2 separate regions of the Mus musculus genome follow, and region 1 is linked to region 2. The links are chromatin loops, found by intact Hi-C in ENCODE. Cell type or tissue: heart. All regions are shown on one strand. Each heading gives the region's core, and the rest is flanking DNA. Links, peaks and the distances in the headings are about the cores only.

Evidence for each region. A loop is a pair of places that touch in the nucleus more often than their neighbours do. Peaks named below come from ENCODE experiments on the same cell type or tissue, not always from the same donor. Only the 100,000 strongest peaks of a DNase experiment are listed, where the experiment ranks them.
Region 1: a loop joins it to region 2, with 2.1 times the contacts of the local background. A loop is called at or near these places in 7 of 42 quality-filtered maps.

Annotation. Positions count from the first base shown.
Region 1 is chr1:183,146,259-183,148,758 of GRCm38, forward strand. All of the region lies in intron 3 of Disp1 (dispatched RND transporter family member 1), which reads right to left. Among named protein-coding and RNA genes, the nearest start is that of Disp1, 74 kb to the right of the region's middle. In heart, for the core only: no CTCF peak of the experiment used is centred there; a DNase peak (open chromatin) is centred at 1,303; H3K4me3 peaks cover 1,521 bases; H3K27ac peaks cover 1,425 bases.
Region 2 is chr1:183,218,530-183,224,264 of GRCm38, forward strand. It overlaps Disp1 (dispatched RND transporter family member 1), which reads right to left and starts at 3,000. Exons shown (of 10, transcript NM_026866.3): 1 at 2,794-3,000. In heart, for the core only: no CTCF peak of the experiment used is centred there; a DNase peak (open chromatin) is centred at 2,982; H3K4me3 peaks cover 1,389 bases; H3K27ac peaks cover 1,191 bases.

The sequences.
Region 1 (2,500 bases), core at 1-2,500, 74 kb before region 2:
AACCAGAAAGGCAAACCTGAAGACCAGATAAACAAGACAACTGTTCGTCTTAACACACGAAAAGCAGAACTTGCCGTTGCAAGTTATCGGCACACAGGAGTGAGCCTGCTTCCCAGTGGCACACAGGAGTGAGCCTGCTTCCCAGTGGCACACAGGAGTGAGCCTGCTTCCCAGTGGGCCAGAGCTTCCTTCTGGTCTGCTGGCTGCCCAGTCACAGGAAACTCAAGTCCCAGTCTGGAATCATCCTCTTGTGAGTGGAAGGAACATATTTCATCAGGTCCACATGAACAATCAAAGTGTGCTCTGCAAGCCATGCACCCTGCTGAAAGGCATGGCTGCTCACTCTCGACCAGAGTCAGAGTGAGTTTTCATTCCACACAGAAACATACTTTAGAAATTAAGACCAGTCTGAACTTTTTTCTTTTTTTGTCATTACAGATAAATTACCCATTCTCACTTTTTAAACAAAAGTCAATTTTGCTACTAACAAGAGTTTAAGCAGTAAATCCAATCCTCATGTAGCCATCACTGCAACAATTAGAGTGCTCATAAGGCATGGCATTTAATTAGCTCAGATGCAGCTAAGAGGAGCACACGGGACTGAACCTCAGAAATGACCCGGGGTAAAACTGAGCCCGGGGCTGCCGATCCGATCGGACCCTGCGGAGGCACTCTACCCAGCTGCTCTCTGGACAGGCTGAAAGACTAATTTACTGTCCTGAAACACTTCAGTGGCAGATGTGAGTAAAGTGACTCCTAGCGTCCTTACCTATCGTTCTTATCAATGGCCATGGCAGAGGCACACTTGCAGTAGTTTCCCCAATTCAGGCAGAGAAGGTATAAAACAATACACTTCACTTTAAATCTTGGGTTTCCTTCCAACTCCACAAAGAAAGCACATTTTAATAAACTTAGGAATAGCAGACCCTCCTCTACTGCACCACATTACAAATTCAAATGGACACTGCAAGATTTTTAAAGTATTAAAACTCTATTCAGCATTTACACTGAAAACAAGTAAACTGGATTTTTAAATAGTCTTAGAAAATAGGTTCAATTTAAAAACAAATTCCTCTAAAACAACAAACACCCATCTAGAGAAGCAGAAATAAAGAGATTACCTTTCCTTTAAAAGAAGAAACTTCAAGGCACAGTTTGGTCTGCAAAAGCTGAGGGTAGCCACAGCCAGGGCTGAGCAGGCTGGGGGAACTCAGAACAGAAAGCAGGAGCTGGCAGGAGCAGAGCAGAGTGGAGCGGAGGAGCGGGAGTGAGTGACAGGCACAAGCAGAGGCTCTGAATGGGCAAGTCAGGGGCTGGGACTTCTCTGTTTGCTCTGGGATAGGAGGGAGAGTTTCTCAACTACTTAACCCCTTGAGGCAGAGCCTTAATAATGGCAACAGCTGGTACACAGAGGGACTTGATCTGAGCACTGAGGTCAGCCAGCCAGGATATGAAGGTGACATGTCATTTCTAGCCTTTTCCTGCTTCTGCAGGGAAATTGCAGCGAGGGCTGTTTTTAGTTATAACGCCCTTTGATCTTCTGGATTTAAAGTTACTCGGTAGATTAAAGCCATGTTGGTTGATGATGTTTGCTTGCTCAGCCTGGTTTAAGAGCCACAGACTCACTTTTCTGACACATCGGCTACTACATCTAAATTTACGCAAATAAACACCGATGCCTGTTTATTTCCAAGTTTGGGTCTTGTGTTCTTTCACAATTGGCTCTTGACATCCTGCTTTCAAAGGAGAAAGTTCACTGTTTTAAGAGAGGCAGTCTTTCTCCTCCCCTTCTTCTTTTAAGAAGGATGTATTAGCTCACATAAGTATTTTTCTCCCAAATTTCCCAAACAAAAATAGCTGTTAGCTAAATGGATTTGCTTTTTATAAACAGATGGCCACAATTATGCCAATGTAAAATTTTATATAAATCTTTATTTATTTTGCCATGATACTTAAATATATTTTTATTAGTTCTCTGAGAATGACGTACGTGCATACAATGTAAAGGAGGATGATGGGAGCTGAGGAAACGCAGAGGCAGGCAAAACGAAGCCATGCCACTGAGCAGCTACACAGCCCACAAAGGAAACGGTTTTTCTCTTTTTTTTTTATTAGATATTTTCTTTATTTATATTTCAAATTATATTCCCTTTCTTCATTTCGCCTCCAAAAAGTCCCCTATCCCATCCCCCATTTCCCTGCTCACTAACTCACCAACTCCTGCTTCCCTGTCCTGGCATTCCCCTACACTGGGGCATCTAGGTGACAGCAGATGCTGGTGAGGATGCGGAGAAAGGGTAACACTCCTCCACTGCTGGTGGGATTGCAAGCTGGTACAGCCACTCTGGCAATCAGTCTGGCAGTTCCTCAGAAAATTGGACATAGTACTACCTGAGGACCCAGATATACCACTCCTGGGCATATTCCCAGAAGATGTTCCAACATGTAAGAAGGACACATGCTCCACTCTTTTAGCAGCGTTATTTATAATACCCAGAAG
Region 2 (5,735 bases), core at 1,573-4,072:
AATGAGTAAGAAAATAGATACAAAAATATTCCACAACAAGGAAAAATGATAACCTTCCTACCATAAGGAGATAAAAATATGTGTAAAAGTAGTCAGCTTAAACATCAGTCATACTGGGATGGAGAGACAGCTCAGCGGGTAAGAGCACTGACTGCTCTTCCAGAGGTCCTGAGTTCAAATCCCTCCAACCACGTGGTGGCTCACAACCATCTGTAATGGGATCTGATGCCCTCTTCTGGTGTGTCTGAAGACAGCTACAGTGTGCTCATATAAACAAAATAAATCTTTTTTTTAAAAAAATTAGTAATACCAATACAGGGAATAAAACCAATGCAGAGTTCCTATACGAACTGAGGGCTCTTTGGCTCACCAAACAACACAGGAAAAGGATATGTCTCTTAAATTGCAGTAACACCTGGAACTCCCAATAGCAATGAACATTTGGTAATAGAATAGAATGCTGTCCACTTCTTAAGTGGATACCTTGGTATATTTTATGCCAAGTGTAAAATATACACCACTAGCAAACTATACACAAATTTCCCTATAAAAATGATCAGCTCTTTCTCAATGACAAATACTCGCAGGATGCCTCCAGTTCTTCTCCTCTTGGCCTCGGCATGATGGACTGCACCCTTCTTAACGGGACTCTGCCGTCTGTGTGGAGGCTCTGAATGCCCTTTGAGTCACTGAGGCCTGAGTCATTGTGGTCACTATGAAAAAAAGAGACTAGTTCAGTGAGAGAGGGGGGGACAAAAGCTGAGCGTAAGAGAAGGATGGAGTCTGTGTCAGCCATGTTGTGTGCTGTGCTATCTCCTAGGCCAAAAAGCTGTGTTCCCCCGGAGCATCTAGTCCTCTGGGCTGGATCAAGTGGCCAGGAATGGCTCTCTAGCTAGGATAAGCAGGTAGCTGACAAAGTACTAGATAATAATAAAACTAATAGCCAAAAGACATGGAACCAACAAACTCAACTGGTTGACACATCGCTAATTGGTAACTACTCAAATGTGAATGCATGCATATGAAGGCTGTTTGCATGATCATGATCTGGGCAGTTCTTCCTCAACAGACATACATCATGCCGCAGAAATAAAAGGAAGGTGTGAGCCCATACACACAAACAACTAGCAACTCTCCGCAGCTAACCAAAAGTCCTCACGAACATAGCTGACTATGAAACACAGCTAAATTATACAGAATGCAAAGAATTTATCTAAAGGGGAAAGCTAAGCAATTATTCAATAATTTCCAGCAACAAATAAGCATTCCACTGATCTCCCAAATCCAAGGCAATCAGACTTCGGACAGGACTCTCAGCTCTACGGCTGGAAACCTGCCTCAGAAGGCAAGCAATTCTTCCCTTTCCAGATGAACACTTCCACCACCCATGAACTATAAAGGCTCACGTATTCTCAAGAGCTTTTTCTCTTATAAAAGTGAAGGGAATAGTGGCTGGGGGGGCTCACAGGTTTTAAATCAAGATTAGATAAAATCAAGCCTTATCAGATAAGCAACAAGTCTACCTCAAAAAACGAAATTAAAGGGCCTGGAGAGATGGTTCAGCCGTTATGAACACTGGCTGCTCTTCCAGAGGACCTCAGTTTGCTTCCTAGCACCCACATGGCAGGCAGCCCACAACTCTAGAGACAGGCACTGTGATGCCCTCTTCTGGTTTCTGAGAACAACAGGCCCACATGTGGTGCCCAGACATACATGCAGGCAATAACACCCATACACATAAAAACAAACAACTTAAAAAAGAAATGAAGAGATGCAAAAAGAAATCAACCCAACAGTTAGCCCCATGACTTCAGAAGACTGCCTTCAATGTCTTCATTAATATGTTAAAGCACTATGTTAGGTGCATCCTGCATTACATCAGCTGTGCCACCCAACAAACCGTTCTTATAATAACTTGTCTCACTGCAGCACAAATCTCAAGTAAGTCAGTGAGATACCGGGTTATGGATAAATGCACAGTGCTTTCTGGTTTGTTTGTATGTTTGTATTTGTTTCTTCAAGTAGTTCAGGTCAGACCACCAAGTAAGATGTAAGTTACCAGTACTGGCAAATACCGGGGGATAAAATTAAGATTGTAACTCTTGGGAAGGGAAACACTTGAAGCAATCAGTATACACCAGCCTCCATCAGTGACAGTACTCTGGCTTTGCCTAGTTATGCTCAGTGTGTGGCAAGAATCCAATCTATTTAACATCTAAAAATGTGTCACCCCATTGAGAAGCAAACAGTAAGTCATAAAGTGCAAACATGAAGGTGCAAGCTTTGTCCAGATACTTACAAGCTCACTCCACGACAAAGGAAGTGGGACAACCTGAACTCCGCAAGGTAGAGAAGAGTCTAAAATGAAAACTTCAGTGGGCTTGCTTGTCTGAATCAAAGACCTAAAGTCCTATTAGTCTGACAAAGCCTGAACGGGAGCTAAGTGAGTAAGAGTTCAGGTTTTCCCTACGAATGTTGGGTATTCCCCTCCGAAGACCACTGGAAGAGGGGAGAAGTCTTAAGAGAAAGAAAGCAATGTATTGCAAAGAAAGCAATGCTGAGCATGCAAGCCTTGGCTGCTCATCTCGCAGATGAGTTAGGTCAAGACGTCCTTCTCATCTTTAACCCCGAGGGTGAAAAGAGCTGCCTCTGGAGCGTCTCCCTGCAAGCCCCCCAAGGCCATCTCGGGCCACCTTCCCTACGAGCCTGGGGACGCGGACACACCCCCATGGAAGATGTCACCTCGGCCTCCTCAGCCCCTCGCAGCCACCCTCCGCCGCCAGCCGTCCTCACCCCGAGATCCCTGCTCTCCCGCCGCGCCGACTCCCGCGTGCCTCCTCGGCCTCCCCGGACCGCGGGGACGCAGCGCCGAGAAGCATCCACACCGACCACGGGCGTCCGGGACACTGAGGCTCCGAACTCTGCTCCAGCCGGAGCTCGCGGATCCTGGCCCGGAGCCGCGCTTCCGCCTGGCGCGGGCCGCGGTCGCCAGCGGGACCGGAAGTCCCGCCTCCGGCTATGGGCCCAGGCCTCCTGCTACTCAAAGCCGCTGCAGCTGGGCTGGGGTGCAGAGGCACATGCATCTCCTGTCTCCGTCTTAGCTGTCACTTAGCCAGTCTACAAATGCTGGGCCAGGTGTCCACTAGATGACTCTGAGACCGACCTCTGAGCCCACATTCTGGTTGAAAGTTGAGCTAAACAAAAGCAGTAGCTAATCAGACACCGCGAAGGACTATGTTTTATTTAATTCATTCAGACTGTTTCTTTTCTCCATCACTCATGAAACAAGAAAATGGTAGACGGAGAACCACACCTTGACACACTGTCTAGTTATCTTTAGCTCTTGTTTTTTGTTAAAACCTACTTTCATGTCAGGACTCTAAGGATAACTAAGAGGCATTGAAGTCAAGGCTGGGGACTCTTGTATCTCCTTATCCTTCACAATGTAGCAATTTTGAATAATTCTCTTTTTCTGCTTTTTACTATTAATTTGGGTCCTTTAATTGGCTTACTGAGGATAGGTGGCTGAACCTGGTGTGTTGGAGCACAGGCTGTAACCCTACAAGAAGCACAATTTGTTGTAACACAGCAGTGCTGTGGGAATGGTATGGTGTGTAGAGTTGAGCAAGAAGACGGACTATAAATAACAATTTCAGTTGAGACTGAATTAAAGAACAAATAAGAGTTAAAGTAGGCAAGGACATGCATAGCAGTATACCAGAAAGTAAGAGCCTGTCTTGTTCAGGCAACTGCATAGAAGTACAGTCAATTAAAGTCCAAGACCTCAAAGGCAAGAAAAAAACATAGACAAGACCAGATGTTGCTGTACTTTCGTAGTGGTTTGTAGATTTGGCCCCCCCAAAGATTCGTGTTTGAATGCATGGCCCACAGGGATTGATACTATTAGAAGATATGTCATTGTTAGAAAAGGTGTGGCCTTGTTGGAGGACATGTGTCACTGTAGGGGTGGGCTTTGAGGACTCCTAGTGCTCAAGCTCTGCCCAGGATGGAAGAAAGGCAAAATGCAGAACCCTCAGCTCCTTTACCAGCACCATGTCTGCCTGGCTGCTGCCATGTTTCCTGCCATGACGATAATGGACTGAACCTCTGAAACTCTAAGCCAGCCCCAATTAAATGTTTGCCTTGGTCCTAGTGTCTATTCACAGCAATGGAACCCTAACTAAGACAACTTTATACCAAATATTTTAGCTTCAAATTTCATACAACAGAGTCAATGGAGTCACCATTAGAATAGACAAAACAGCGGATCCTGGGGTTGCCCAGAGTGACTGTCCTAGCTAACAAAGAAAAGAAAAACCTGAGACTGGGCGTTTTAGCTCAATGATCATGGTATGTACCAACTCGCATGAGGCCCTGGGCTTGCTATCCAGCATCCTACAAACCTGGCATGGTGATGCAGGCGTGGAAATGTAACACTCAGGAGGAAGAGGCAAGAGCATCAGGGGTTGCAGGGCGTCCTCAACTCCATAGCCAGGGTGAGGCCAGCCTGGGACACGTGAGATAGAAAGGGAAGTACAGGAATCAGAGGAAGGGTGCTGAGGAAAATAAGAATCTGTAAGACGCCATGCGTAGAATGCAGTCTTCCCTCCAACAACCACACCCAAATGAAACACACTGAGTGGCTACTAACCCCGCCCCCAAGGCCCCAATCTCTGAGGTTGCCTCAACCAAGAGAGATGCCAAGCAAGTGAGGAACCAGGGAAGGGGAGGCTCCAGGGACAGCAGCGAGGGCTGTTGGTTCTGCTACTATTTTCTATTCACTAGTAGTTTCAAATATACTCTTGGCATAGCAAGCTCCCCCAGCCCCTTCCTTCTTGTTCCTTTTAAAACAAGATTTCACTATATAACGCAGTCTATCCTTGAACTCATGACCCACCCACTGCACCCTGGATCAAATATATACAGCTCCTCATCTCAGGAACTTTGAGTATGGCATAGGGGCACATAGAGAGAAGATGGCCGTTCAAACTGAGCCCCATGCATGGCAATGTCCTAAAAGAGAAAGCTATGAGCAAACGCCTCTGCCGAGGATCAAAGTTTCCTTTGATTCCCTCTGATTCCTTCACTTTCCTTCCTGTATCACGTGTCCCAGGCTGGTCTCACCCTGGCTATGGAGTTCAGGATGCCCTTCAACTACCGATTCTCTTGCCTCTGCCTCCTGAGTGTTAAATTTCCACGTGTGCAACACCATCCAAGGTGTCCTGTTTGCTTTGATTACAAGAAATACCCATATATATTTCCAAACCTTTTCATTTTAACATCCAGAGAGCAGTTTTCTATCTGTACCTTAGGGAGTGTGTCCAGATCGTGCCCTTGTCTAAGATAATCTGCTTCACAAACCCTACCAGATGTGCCCTGAGTAAAAGGGCCCATCCTCCTTCTCATCATAAACTAGACCAGATGTTAACACTTAACCCAAACAGGGCCAGAGAAATTTCTTCTGCATGAAGATTGGTCTCAATTTGCATACTGAAATGAAAATATCATGAAAATCTAGAATTAAGTGAGATGAAAGTAAAATGTCCAAAGATGGAAGAGGGCATCAAGAATGAGGAAGGCGTAGAGATTTGAAGGAGAGAGATGTAGAAAGAGGAGACTCACCAGAGAAGTGATTGCATTAGGTCCCACCTGCCTACTTTTTGATTCCCAGTCCCTTGCAAGGTTGGAGCTGTGCTTCTTGGCCTTAGAGTCTATGGAAATTCTGTATCCTCCCA